Regions from separate parts of the Homo sapiens genome. Here region 2 is linked to region 1. The links are chromatin contacts, found by Hi-C or POLR2A ChIA-PET in ENCODE. All regions are on one chromosome and are shown on one strand. Each heading gives the region's core, a stretch centred on a gene start or an enhancer-like site at or near the end of the contact. The rest is flanking DNA. Distances are from core to core; before and after follow the strand shown.

Region 1 (7,193 bases), core at 2,303-4,802:
TAATACATTTTATGAAAAGCCTCCTTTACCATACCTAAAGTGAAATTCATAGGTAGTATAATCCACCTGTGCTATATATTGATATATACATAATATAAATATAGAGAAGAAATAAGCATAATTTATAATAAAATAGTGTAGTCATTATGTAAGTGATCTGGCATGACTATATTATCATATGATATATTACCCATCAAATATCCACAGCATTTTTTAGGGTGGGCTGCCACTCCCATTCAGCATCATTGTTTGAGAGGATAATAGTACAGGTTCACATCTATAGCAGACTTCTGGGATTAGAGATGAATCATTAGTACTATTAGGAAATACCAACCATCATTAGGATAGCTTTAGGGCTTTTTTTCTTTTTTTGTGGTTTCTAGGGGAAAGTTTACTCATTCAACAAATACCTACTGAGCATTTGGCATGTGCCAGGCACTATTCTATGTGCTGCTAATAAAACTGTGAATAAAACAAAGCTGCTGGCCTCTTAGACCTTATGCTCAGTAGAGGAGAAAGGCAGTAAATTAATAAATATGTAACATGTAAGATAGTGATAAATTCTACAGTGAAAAATAGGCAAGGTAAGGAGCTAAGAATGATGGGTGTGTGGTATTAGATAAGGGGAGTAGGGAAGAAGCTTGAGCAGAGATCTGAATGTTCATATCTGGATGTAAGCTTTCTAGGATGAGAAAGGAGGGAGCACACTAAGGTATAGAAGTTGAAAGACAGCAAATTATTTAGCACCTAACATGATGCCTGGCACCATGTTAGGTGCTTTGCTTACACTGTTTTATTCCTTCCAGTAATCTTATGTAGAGAGTGATGATGTGCTCATTTTACAGATGAGGAAATGGAGGCACACACATTAGAAAGTGATGTAGCTACTACAATTCAAATCCAGACCCACCTGGTTCCAAAGCTAAGGAATTGGTGAAGGAATGCTTTCAGGAGCCCTCTTCTTTTAGTGGTCTATCACATTACCATAGGAGTAATTACATTTCATTGAGAAAAATGGGAGAACTGGGTAGAGGACTTGAAAACATAATCATTTACATTTTTTCATGTAGCATTTTAAAAATATTTGAACCTCCACAATGAGATACCATCTCACACCAGTTAGAATGGCGATCATTAAAAAGTCAGGAAACAGCAGGTGCTGGAGAGGATGTGGAGAAATAGGAACACTTTTACACTGTTGGTGGGACTGTAAACTAGTTCAACCATTGTGGAAGTCAGTGTGGCGATTCCTCAGGGATCTAGAACTAGAAATACCATTTGACCCAGCAATCCTATTACTGGGTATATACCCAAAGGACTATAAATCATGCTACTATAAAGACACATGCACGTGTATGTTTATTGCGGCATTATTCACAATAGCAAAGACTTGGAACCAACTCAAATGTCCAACAATGATAGACTGGATTAAGAAAATGTGGCACATATACACCATGGAATACTATGCAGCCATAAAAAAGGATGAGTTCATGTCCTTTGTAGGGACATGGATGAAATTGGAAATCATCATTCTCAGTAAACTATGGCAAGAACAAAAAACCAAACACCGCATATTCTCACTCATAGGTGGGAATTGAACAATGAGAACACATGGACACAGGAAGGGGAACATAACACTCTGGGGACTGTTGTGGGGTGGGGGGAGGGGGGAGGGATAGCATTGGGAGATATACCAAATGCTAGATGATGAGTTAGTGGGTGCAGCGCACCAGCATGGCACATGTATACAAATGTAACTAACCTGCACGTTGTGCACATGTACCCTAAAACTTAAAGTGTAATAATAATAAATAAATAAATAAAAGAAAAAAAAGTATTTGAACTGGCTGGGCATGGTGGCTCATGAGCGCCTGTAATCCTAGCACTTTGGGAGGCTGAGGTGGGCAGATCACGAGGTTAGGAGATCGAGACCATCCTGGCTAACACAGTGAAACCCCGTCTCTACTAAAAATACAAAAAATTAGCCGGGCATGGTGGCGGGTGCCTGTAGTCCCAGCTACTCGGGAGGCTGAGGCAGGAGAATGGCATGAACCTGGGAGGCGGAGCTTGCAGTGAGCCGAGATTGCTCCACTGCACTCCAGCCTGGGGGACGGAGTGAGACTCCGCCTCAAAAAAAAAAAAAAAAATTTTGAACCAATAAATGCTTTGAAATATTGTGAATGGAAAACATTCCAAATTAAGTTAGAATGAATAAGATTATTCATTTTCGTGGGCTTTCCATGTTTTTATTTCTCTTACCTACTGAAGTTTTTGTTTTGCTTGGTCATTTCCATAGTTGATAATATCATTGACTATGCAGGAACATAAAAGTCATTTTCATTGTTTAATACTAAAAGTTTATTATCTTAGATTTATGGTAGATTTAACAGAAATAAGCAATTCTAAACTGAGTGCTTTCTTAGGTACCAAATATGATCTGTTGGTAATACATGCATTATTAATACTCACTGTAAAATTAATGAACTTCTTAAGTGGAAGAGGTTGTATTATACTTTTTACCCTCTATGGTGTCTATTGAAGGGCTGTTCAGTTTGTAAATGTATTTATGTTTTCCTAGTACAAATATGTAAAATTAAGGTCCAGATTCACTAAATGATCATGGCTAACATTTGAGTGATATTGCCTCCAAGCATTACTCTAAGTGCATCGTGTGCTTTGAGCCTTTTATTTGGATGCCAGTATATGTAACATAACAGAATATTTTATGAGCTTAGGTTTCCTGTTCATTTTCGTAGTCCCGGGTTGTGGCTCTAGAATAACTGAAACATTGTGGTATGCTAAAAATTAATTGTGGAAAGCTTTTGATGTAGTTTTAAGGTGATTAAGCAGAGACAGTCCCCAGAATATATGTGTGCCAGTGTCACTTTTAATAGTTTATGTCATGTAAAATAAGAAATCAGATGTTTAAAACATTGTTAATGCTCGTTGTAAAATTAACAAACTGCTGAGGCAGAGTTCAGATGCAGAGATGCAGAGGACTTACTGCTGGTAAGAATACTTTGGATTCCTGTGAAATTGTTGTGGGTAAAATTACAAGTCTAACAAAGTAAACCTTTCACAAGAAAACAAAATTTTCAAAGATAACTTGAAACATTGCAGATATTTTTATTTATCAGATGATTCACAAACATATTGTTATCCTCCATAAATTTAACATTTTAAAACCATTGGAGTGTTTGTATTAACCAGATATGTATATAATAATAATGATTTATTTTTATAAAGGTTCAGAGGTCCAAAGAGGTGACATTTTATGGATAGCCATGGCAGGGACTCATCAGATATGGGCACTCCTGCTGGACTCTGGCAAACTGCCAAAGAAAAAGTAAGTGACAGCCTCTCTCTTTGAGTAGACTGTACTACTTGGTGTTCATATAATTTCTTTTTTCAAAATCACCATCCTCACTGTACCAGTCAGGATGTGCTAGGTTGTACTGCCATAGCACACAACGCAGATTCTCAGTGACTTAAAACAAGGCGTGTTTATTGCTCACTCACATGGGTTCACTGGGGAGCACTCCTCTGTTGCCCAGGCTGATGAAACAGCCTGGAGCTTTCGGGAGCTTCGCCAGTCATCCTGGCACAGTGAGAGAGAAAGAGGTAGTAAGTCACTCACTGACTGTTAAAATTTCTACTCAGAAGTGACACACGTCACTTCTACTTACATTTTATCAGCCAGAGTAAGTCTTAGGGCCACACTTCACTTCATGGAACCTGCAAAGAATCATTCTCCTTACTGTCTAGAAAGAGAACTAAGAATATTCAGTGGACCCTTATCTTTTAAGACATAGTTGAACTATCTCTAATCATTCATTCAAACAGTTGAATACCACATAGCAGAGTGCTTAATAACTCAGTTTTTGTAGTCAGGCCTGAGGTTGAATCCTGGCTCTGCCATTTACTATCTGTGTGAGTTTAGGAGAGCCACTTTAACTTTCAAAGCCTCAGTTTCCTTATTTATATTACCTCATAGGCTTGCTTTGAGAATTAATAATATATGTGGAGAGCTTGGCATAGTACCTAACATGTACAGTAAACATAGGTAGCTTTGCTGTCACAAGGATATAAGGATGAAAGGGTAGTGTCTGCAAAGTTTCTCATATTTTTTTTCCTTAGACCCTTTCCTCTTCCCCCAATACCCCAGGCAGAACTGGCCATACTCTTCTCTGTGACCTCACTGTACCTGGTGTATAGTTACATCACTGCACTAAGTTTTCCTGCCCCAACCCGCTGCCCCTTCCTCTTTCTCTCTCTTCTCTCCTTTTGATTGTTTTTATTTTTAGCCATTTCCTCCTACTAGTCTCTTAAAGGAAAGGATCCTCTCCCATTCATTTTTCTGTCCCTTGTACCTAGCACAGTATTTGGTACCTAAGAGGAGCTCAGTAACGGTTTGAGGATAAATGAATAAAAGCCGTTAACCGGAAAGGCTGTCACGTAGCCATGGAAAATGATCATTGCAAGTTACCGTTATTAATAGAAAGCTGCTTTTATATAGATCCTTCAAAATAGCAGATATTCCAAATAGTGTGTATGTTTGTGCATGTTGCTTTGGACACACTTATGTAATGTTTTAAGACATTTAATCGTTTAGCAAATATTTATGCTAGGCAATAGGGATGAAATATGCTCACTATGTTAAGGATACAATGAAAAGATGTGGTTGTCATCAGTGAACTTACAGAGGAAGAATCAGATCAGCAAACAATTAAAAGTTAGTGTGTGCAAAAGGAATCGCTGCAAATTGAAATTGTTCGGCTGGGTGCGGTGGGTCACGCCTGTAATCCCAGCACTTTGGGGGGCCGAGGCAGGCAGATCACAAGGTCAGTAGTTCGAGACCAGAATGACAATATGGTGAAACCCCGTCTCTACTAAAAATAGAAAAAGTTAGCTGGGCGTGGTGGCGCTTGCCTGTAATCCCAGCTACTCAGGAGGCTGTGGCAGGAGAATCGCTTGAACCCAGGAGGCGGAAGGTTGCAGTGAGCTGAGATTGTGCCACTGCACTCCAGCCAGGACGACAGAGTGAGACTCCGTTTAAAAAAAAAAAAATTGAAATTGTTCCTTATATAAGTAAGAGGAAGACGCAACATCAGTAAGATTTGAGTTGTCAAGGAGGGCTTCTTGGAAGAGGCAACTAAACAGTGACCTGATAAGAGTATAGGAGTTAGGGAGAGTGGAAAGTTTTCCAGGCAAGAATTGGCACTAGTGATGTCAGTAGAAGCCAGATCACACTGTGCCTTGTGAGTACTTTTAGGGATCTGAATATTCTACAAGCCTTTTTAGAAAGGTTTAAGCTGGGAAGTGACATGATTAGATTTGTGTTTTTGAAAGAACATTGGCAGCACTCAGAGTGGAACAAGACTAGAGACAGAGATAAGAGATACCACTGAGGAGCCTATTGCTGTTATCCAGGCAAGAGATGATAGTAGCCTGAACAGTGAGATTACCAATAAGATTTTACATGAGGCATAATTATAAACAGCAGAGAAGTAACAGAAGTTGCCAGAATATGCTGTTCTGGGTGATGGCTGTTTTAGGCATAGATGATTCAGAGCTGCCTGAATTTCCTCATAAGTAGAGTTGTCACTCTCCTTCTTAATAGGAAATTGGCACTAGGACCACACTGACCTGTGTTTTAATTTTAAGGATGTATTATCTTTATTACCGATCTTCAGGTAGTAATGACCCTTAGCATTTTAAAAGTTATTGTTTCTCCCTACTCTTTTCTTTATTTAATTAAGGAAACTCCTTTTTAAAGTATTAAGACTCCTTGTAGACTCCTTTCAATTAATTTGTTCAGCATATTAGTTATTACATATATTGTACTTGCTATGTTTATATGTTTCTTGAATAAGTGGCCATATTTTATGCGTGCTAAATCCCTTTGCCTCTGTCCCCTGCTCCCTACCTAACTTATTATGGGAACATATTAGCCAGTAAGTGATGGTGAGTTCAGACTTTTGCATGTTGTACCATATTCAGAAATGATTTACACAGACTCTCATTTTGTGTCCCGAGTCAGCTGCTTCCCTTCCCTCAACACAACACACTACCATGTCTTTTTTACAGTCTCTCTGGAATAAACTTAGAAACCAGGATCTAAAGCTTTCTCTGCATTACAAAAGGAATCATTGCAATAGTTCCTTAAATAGAAATTTCCCTAATGTATATAAGAAATTGATTTGTACAATCGATATAATTGTACATAATTATCCCATGTAATTTTAAGATAATTATGTACAATTATATTATTTTTCATATAATAGTAATGTCTGACCTGGCCAACTTTCAAAAACTATTCTTTAATTCCTTTTGCTGGTCTCTGTTTATATATAAGAACACAAAACATTTTTAATGAAAATTGAAGCTTTAAACTATCAAGAGCTAGATGATCTTTTTAGTTCCCTTTCCGAACCTCATATTGCATGAAACTAAGAAGTTAAGAATTTAAGGTAGTAAAAACAACCTATCTCATCAATAATCTGATCATTATTTTTATCTTATAATTCTATCAGGGATTTGTCGTTTAACATTTGAAAGTGATTTCAGTTTTGTGTGTATCAAAGTAAAGTAAGAAGTTCCCTACACAGTGGGTAAATAAGTTAATGGTTGGAAAAATGATAATGAAAGCTGACTTGAACAATTTAACTAGACCAAGATCACTAGTTTGTTTTTTTAGGAGGCTTATCACTTTTGATTTGATTATTCACATTCATTTATTTAAGAACTAAATTGCACACAATATACCACATGTTGACTCCACCTATGAACTTGTCTTTTTCAGTGAGTTAACAAAAGGAACCTGCCTTAGGTTTGCTGGAAGTGGAAATGAAGAGAATCGAAACAATGCCTATCCTCACAAGGCAGGTTTTGCCCAACCTTCAGGCCTTTCCTTGGCCTCTGAAGATCCCTGGAGCTGCTTGTTTGTAGCAGATAGTGAGAGCAGTACAGTGAGAACCGTTTCACTGAAAGATGGAGCAGTGAAGCACCTCGTAGGAGGAGAAAGAGACCCCATGGTAATGACAGTCACTCTTGCACAGTGCGCTCGGACACTGAGCAAGCTGTCAATTTTGTGAATTATGGAAAGTTAATAAGATTTAAGAGAGACCATCCTTGGCCTATCTGCGAATCAAAATGAAAGTCAGACCAAAGGAAATGTGAATGTAAAGCAACGT
Region 2 (7,196 bases), core at 2,695-5,194, 200 kb after region 1:
CCGTTAATGGGATATTAGGAGATGATTTCTATTGAAGATCCAAGTCAAAGATGTATGGAACTGAATTTTAATTTTGACAGCACAGCATGTGAATAAACATCATGGTGCTTTATTGCTCTAAGTCTGCTGCAAAATTCATTGCTTCTTTACAAGTCAGAAGCCCCATAAACAACTTCTGTAATGTTCCAGTAACTACTTTGACTGTCATTTCTGATATTCTGAATGATTCATAGAAACTTTCTGCTGATTCCAACGGCAAAAGTACTTTCTGTCTAAAGCATTAAGTCTGAAGATCCATAACTCTCAGGGTCATCAAAAGCAGTTGGAAAAATAGCTGAAACTGGCAACAACAAGACTCTGGAGGCAGCATCCCTTTACTTAAGGATCATGAACACTGACGTAGGGGTTGTTGCATGCTTGTCTCCATAGCTATCCTTGAATAGCTTCCAATTTCAAAGGTGTGGGAAAGGTCTTGCTCTTGAAATCGAGTGACTGTCTCATTGGATTTGAAATAGAAAGGGACCATATTTCTTTAATTATGCTCCACACCAAAGATGCTTAATTTGTCCTGAGTAAACAATCAACACCCCTTCTAAATGTGCACTCACATCCTGCATTAGAAAATAATTGGTAAGATGGTCCCTCGTGTGTATAGGAGTGTTAAGTTTTCAAACCCTATACCAAGGTTTTATAAACAAACTCTCCGTGGTCTGTCCCCATATCCAGGCGGAGCAGGGCACTGCCTGAGTGGTAGGTTGGAGAACGCTGCTTACGTTTGTCGCCGAAGCCCACACGCCCACACCCAACTGTCACAAAGCCTGAAATTCCTACCATTAGAGTTACTACTTTTGGTTGATGGCTTCAAGAAAACCCTTGCTCAAAGACAAATATAACAGGCAAGAATTCTTCCATGACACTCAGTTGCAAATAGCATCGCACTTCTTTATTTTTCTATTGCAAATTAAAAGGTGTTAGGGTGGCTTATAAAGAATAGAATAGAGAAAGGGGAAAGAATTCTTTCAGTGGTGACCCCAGCAGACATCACCCTAATGAAGTGATGAGGGCTGGCACACTGGTGATGCCATGTGGGTACGGTATACTTTCCATGTGATGGGATAAGAAGGGCACTTCCCCAAATCCCACCACTAATCATAAGAAAAATCTAATCGTAAGAAAAATCTCCACAAACCCAGTTTGGGAGACATTCCACAGGCTAGCTGGACAGTACTATTCAAGGTGTCAAGGTCACAAAAAACTAGGCAAGCCTGAGAAACTGTCATAGGCCAGAGAAGACTGGGGACATATGCCGACTAGATGCTTTAAGGTACACAGAAGTGGCTCCTGGAACAGAAGGAGGGCACTAATGAAAACACTGGTGACATTCGAACAGAGTTTGGAAGTTAGTTAGTAATAAAAGGTACTAATGACATCTCTGAGTTTTGACAAATGTACCATGGAAATGTAACAATGGTAAAAGCTGGGTGAAGGACGTAAACTTTCTGTATGATCTTTGCAACATTTCCACAAATCTGAAATCATTCCAAAACAAGTGTCTTTTGAAGAGTTAGGAAGAAATCCAATATCCTTTTTACTCTCTGGTGCTGCCACCCCTACTCTTGGGCTGTACGGGACCTCTGGGAACATAGAGGGGCCCTAAACAATTCTCTAAGTCTAGGGTCGTACTCAGCTGGTTTGCCTTGCATCACCTTATGTGCTTGTGGGCATAGCCCACTGCCCACCGCTGTCTTTCCAGTGCTGTGGTTCTGTCTGAGTCAAGCCTCACTAGCTCAGCAAGCCCAGGTCAGGTCCATCCTGGTGCCAACAGGCAGTTTATGCCAAGCAATATTGTTTGGCTGTGTCCCCACCCAAATCTCTCCTTGAATTATAATAATCCCCACGTGTCAAGGATGGGGCCAGGTGGAGATAATTGAATCACGGGGGCAGTTTCCCCCATACTGTTCTCGTGATAGTGAATAAGTCTCATGAGATGTGATGGTTTTATAAATGGGAGTTTCCCTGCACAAGCTCTCTTGCCTGCTGCCATGTAAGATGTGCCTTTGCTTCTCTTTGCCTTCTGCCATGATTGTGAGGCCTCCCCAGCCATGTGGAACTGTGACTCCATTAAACCTTTTTCCTTTATAAATTACCCAGTCTCGGGTATGTCTTTATCAGCAATGTGAGAACGGACTAATATACCAAGTTTGCCAGCCCCTGCATTCTAGGTTCGGTACTGGGAGACACTTGCCTTGGCTATCAGGGCCCTGCATGACAGATCAGTACCCTGTCCTTCACTGGCCTCCAGGCAGGCAGCCATTATCCAAGTTGTCACCTTCCTTGAGGTAGTGCCTGCCCGTGGGAGTGCCCTGCACTGTTCCAGAGTCTCCTCTCCTGCCCTCCCACCAGCCTTGGGGCTCTGCTCCCTTTGTCCTCCTCTTCACCCCACAGAGCCCTGTCGTTCCAGTGGGTTGTGTACTGTCTCACACAGGAACTCCGACTGTTGAAAACAAAGATATCTAATGCTCCTTGGAGATAAAAGAAGTTCAGACATCCAGGACACGGAACCTGGCTCCTCATTTGGGATAAGAAGGGAAAAAAGCTACCTCTTTTTCTTTGTCGTAGAGCTTACAACTTGAGAAAAGTAGGAACGGTTAATTCTCAAGCTGGTAATTCCACCACCTCAAATGTTCTGTATATGGCCTTGCCCCACCCGCACATGAGGAGTGACATCACATGGTGATGGGAAGCATCAGCACCGGGCCCTGTACTATCCCCCACCCCGAAGAGGGAGATGGGGAAGGATCTTGCCATACACAGTCAGCCAGGAGCCCTGGCCAGGTCCACCAATGGGAGTAGCCAATAGAAAATAGTGTGGGCCTGAAACTGTCTTGGGGGATTCCAAGGTAACCACTCTGCATAAAAATGAGGCTCACAGACCATGTCAGAAAAGAACCTTGCAATGAATATAAGACTCTTCTTTCCTGATATGAGTTCAGAATATACTGTCTCCCAAGGCTTGACATCTGTCCTTTGGAGACATGTGTGAGCTTGCTCTAAATGGTTAAGTAAAGAATCAGGAGTGCCTTCCAAGTCCACGGCAGGATTGGGAACAAGGAGACCCTGCCTGGGGAACTTGATCACCACAGGGTCTGGACCACCTCTCTCAACATCACTGACCATGAAGCCCCAGGGGCCACTGCGGATAAAATGACTCCAACCTGGGCAAAAGCCACTGGGGTACAGGGGGTGTGTGTGTGTGTGTGTGTGTGTGTGTGTGTGTGTTTCTAGAGTGTGAGCCCCCTTCCTTTGGGTAAGGGTAACCAAAATGGGCAGGGAGCGGGATTCGAGTAGAGATCTTTAGAGGAGGAACATGAGAAGGGGGCACCAAATGAGAACCAGGGGAGCCCAGTTAGGACTTGTGGGCGCACTGGCAGGATGGTGGCCACTACAGCCAGTTTACAGGAGACCCAGCAGCTTGTGCAATGTCAGGGTGCTCTCAGGGCAAGCTGCAGCATCTCTGCCCAGAGCAAAGACAGGAGGGTATCCATCCACCGGACCACCGCTAGAACTGATTTGCGGAATGGTCGCGGGATACACAGCCTCCCAGCTTCACTCTGCAGCCTCCTGGGATTCTGAGTCACCTAATACACTTTAATAAATTCCTTTTTTGCCTCACAGGGCCAGACTTGGTCTCTGTTATTTGCCATCAAGAACCTCAATTGACACGTTAATTCCGTTTATCCCAAATTTATATAGATAAGTGTCACATGGAAACAATTCCCTTGTGCCTGGAAACAGTAAATTAAATGGATGGAATGGAACCAACCAGGCTGCTGTATAGCAAAAGAGAATAAAAATGTGTCTTTGTTTCCTCCCTCCATAATGCATATTAAATAACACATCTTACATTACATCTAAGCCTCAGAAACTTAAAAACCACTAGTAAGCACACGAGGGCTTGTGAGTTAATTATAACAGCCTTTGCTAAGTTCGGCTTGTGGTTTTCCTCTTATAATGAAATGTCAAGAATGGGGGAGGTAAGCTCAGTCGTGTGTTGCCGCTGATGTTTTTAACCAAAGGATCTGAGGCTGTTTGATATTTTTGGCTTCATAATTCCCATTTCCAGTCCTGATTTGGAAATAAAGATTGAAGTCCAAAGAAAAAGAAAGAGTGTTTCCAAGATACAGAATAGTCTGGCGTTCCGAGGTAAAACCTTAAATGCCTGAGGTCCATCTTCCCATTCTTTTGAGATTGCTTTTTTCATGTAGCAAGCTGTACTTTCCTGTTGCTCTTTTTGCCCCTTCCTGCCTTAGGACTGTAGGCTGGTGTCTACCTCAATGTATTGCAGTATTCATTTTGTAGCTGCTGACTTATTTCTTCTTGGGATTCCTCTTGAAGAATAAGACTTCAAACTCAGGACTTGGCACCAAAAAGAAATGAAGGTGTCACCATGTTGCTGTTGGATGCCCATGGGGGTACAGAGCTGTGTTTCTCATCTTCTTTCACCCCTATCACATGAAGTAGAGCCCAACAGAAAAGGGGTTCCCATAGCTGAGGTAGGCGGGGTGGGCATTATGCTTCTTATTCAGCTTTGAAATTTCAAAAGCCAAGAGACAGAGGTCAGTGGTGCACGATGGTATTATTTTGCCCTCTGTGAACTAAGCACACGCTTTCAGTATGGGTTGGAAATTCCTAACACTAAAAACTACCAATGCTGCTTTCTCTAGCCAAGGTGCAAGCTCTTCTGGACTCTGTGCATGTGTGTGTGTGTATGTGTGTGTGCATGTGTTGGGGGGAGAGTTGTGTAGAGGTGTGTGTAACTGGCCCTTGTCTTTCATAGAACCCAGGCTTATCTCACTGTGTCAGATACCCAGTCCCTAAGAATGACAGGAAGTGAATTTCGTCCCAGCCTGAGTTTGACCCATGTGGCTCCACTTCCAGACCCAGGATGACATCCAAGTTCTTCCGAACTTCCGGATCCTGAGAAGCCATTTATAACTGAGGAAGAGAAAGCCAGAGGGAAGTTGTTGACTGCAAGAGAGATTTTCAGTGAAGCTCCCTGAAAGCTGTAGAGAAGGCAAACCAGGAGTCCACTCTCTGCTCAATTTCCTGTTGAGTTCACCCAGCCTCCTTGCCATCTGGCCTCAGCAATAGGTGAGGGCCCTCACAGGGCCCAGCACGGAGTAGGCGTGCAGTCGATGATGGTGATGGATAAATAAATGAATGTTTTATTTGCAATATCACTCTAGGCTCAAATTCCCAACAAGGCATGACATTTAGTAGCCTCTTTGCAAATGTATCTTTTCACAAGGAACTTGGCCTCCAAATCTTGGGTGTGTACAGAGAATACAACTTTTCACCAGACCTATAGGCACATCGTCCGAAGCGGTCTGTCCCACCTCTATGGGATGACCACTTTCCTTTGTCTAGCACCTGACACCCTCCAAAGTCCTTTTTCTTACTTTACCTCATTTGAGTCTCAAAACAAGAAAGGAGGGCAAATTTTATCCGTTTTACCAGTGAGGAAACTGGCGCTCTGTTATGGGCTGAATTCTGTCTTCCTAAAATTCATATGCTGAAACCCTAACCACCCCCCCGAACCCCACAATGTGACTATATTTGGAGAAGGGGCCTTTAAATAAGTAATTAAGTTGAAATGGGGTCATGAGGGTGGGCTCTCATCCAATCTGACTGGTGTCCTTATAAGAAGAGAAGATTAGGACACAGACAAACACAGAGGGAAGACCATATGAACACAGCAAGAAAGTGGCCATCTGCAAGCCAAGGAGAAAGGCCTCGGGAGAAAGCAAACCTGCTGACACCTTGATGTCCGATGTCTGGCCTCCAGCACTGTAAGAAAATACTTTCTGTTGTTTAAACCACTCGGTCTGTGATCTTTTGTTATGGCAGTCCTAGCAAACTAATACAGGCTCAAAGAGGTTAAGTAACTCACCTGAGGTCTCACACCCAGTAAGAAGAGTGAACTTTTGTCCATATGCCCCAGTTTGAAAATTCCTTTTTTTTTTTTTTTTTTGTTTTTGGAGACAGGGTCTCTCTCTGTCACCCAGGCTGGAGTGCAGTGGCATGATCACAGCTCACTGCAGCCAAAACTTCCTGGGTTCAAGCGATCCTCCCACCATAGCCTCTTGTGTAGCTGGGACCACAGGCACGTGCCACCATGCCTGGCTATTTTATTTTATTTATTTTTTGTAGAGACAGGGTCTTGCCATGTTGCCCAAGCTGGTCTTGAGCTCCTGGGTTCAAGCAATACTCCCACCTTGGCCTCCCAAAGTGCTGGGATTATAGGCATGAGCCACCGCATCCAGCTTGAAAATTCTTTATCAAATAAAACAATTTATTTAGGTGGGGAAACACTGCCTCACAGCTGCTATTGCATAGTGGGCCTCTGACTGACTGACTTCTACACCGTTTAATTGCCTGAGGGTTATACACACAGGCACGAATTATAATGTTCCTTTAATTTCAGGCAACATTGATTCAATTAATATTTACAACAAACTGTTTCTTCGATCCTAGGCAGCACTGGGAAATAATACATGGTCCCCAGTCCCCACTCCTTATGACCCTCACCCCACCTCCAGGGAAAGCTGAAACAGCCCTCCTTATCTCTCGTGATTTGTTCAATAATCACATGCCCTATTTGAGCAACAGGCAGAGAATGACAAAGATTCTGACACAAATTAGACTTCTTCAGATAGATCTGACTCCAATTCAAACAGCTTTTTGACCTTGACTTATTTCCTGTGGGTTTAACAAAAGCGCATCTTCTCCCCTCCCCACCCAAGCCAGAAGGGACTCTGCTCACCCACAGGAGGCCCACTTTGTTTTTGTTTTTGTTTTTTTTTTTGAGGGGGAGTCTGGCTCTGTCACCCAGGCTGGAGTACAGTGGCACAATCTCGGCTCACTGCAACCTCCACCTCCTGGGTTCAAGCAATTCTCCTGCCTCAGCCTCCCGAGTAGTTGGGATTACAGGCACCCACCACCACACCTGGCTAATTTTTTGTATTTTTAGTAGAGATGGGGTTTCACCACGTTGGCCAGGCTGGTCTTGAACTCCTGACCTCAAGTGATCTGCCCACGTCGGCCTCCCAAAGTGCAGGGAATACAGGTGTGAGCCCCTGCACTGGGCCAGGAGGCCTACTTTTTAATTCTACTGTTTCTCCTTTCCCTGCTTCCCA

The links. Hi-C counts contacts between places; a loop is a spot of excess contacts on that map. ChIA-PET counts read pairs that join two places held with the same protein, here RNA polymerase II (POLR2A). Pooled maps may share reads with other maps.
Region 2: a map of heart left ventricle shows a loop between it and region 1 (2.4-fold over the local background). The contact joins two enhancer-like sites. A Hi-C loop is called at or near these places in 18 of 168 maps with a recorded cell type or tissue (Caco-2, PC-9, Panc1 and 10 more), 1 of 37 single-sample maps with no recorded cell type and 23 of 50 pooled maps. POLR2A ChIA-PET finds 5 or more read pairs at or near these places in 1 of 52 experiments (Panc1).

Annotation. Positions count from the first base shown.
Region 1 is chr10:113,894,864-113,902,056 of GRCh38, forward strand. NHLRC2 (NHL repeat containing 2) reads left to right here. Exons shown (of 11, transcript NM_198514.4): 6 at 3,247-3,346; 7 at 6,803-7,034. Among named protein-coding and RNA genes, the nearest start is that of NHLRC2, 44 kb to the left of the region's middle. Within about 2 kb of position 3,553, at least 2 of the 41 ENCODE cell types and tissues checked have a DNase peak (open chromatin) inside an H3K27ac peak, as active enhancers do.
Region 2 is chr10:114,092,132-114,099,327 of GRCh38, forward strand. No RefSeq gene overlaps it. Among named protein-coding and RNA genes, the nearest start is that of ADRB1, 52 kb to the left of the region's middle. Within about 2 kb of position 3,945, at least 3 of the 41 ENCODE cell types and tissues checked have a DNase peak (open chromatin) inside an H3K27ac peak, as active enhancers do.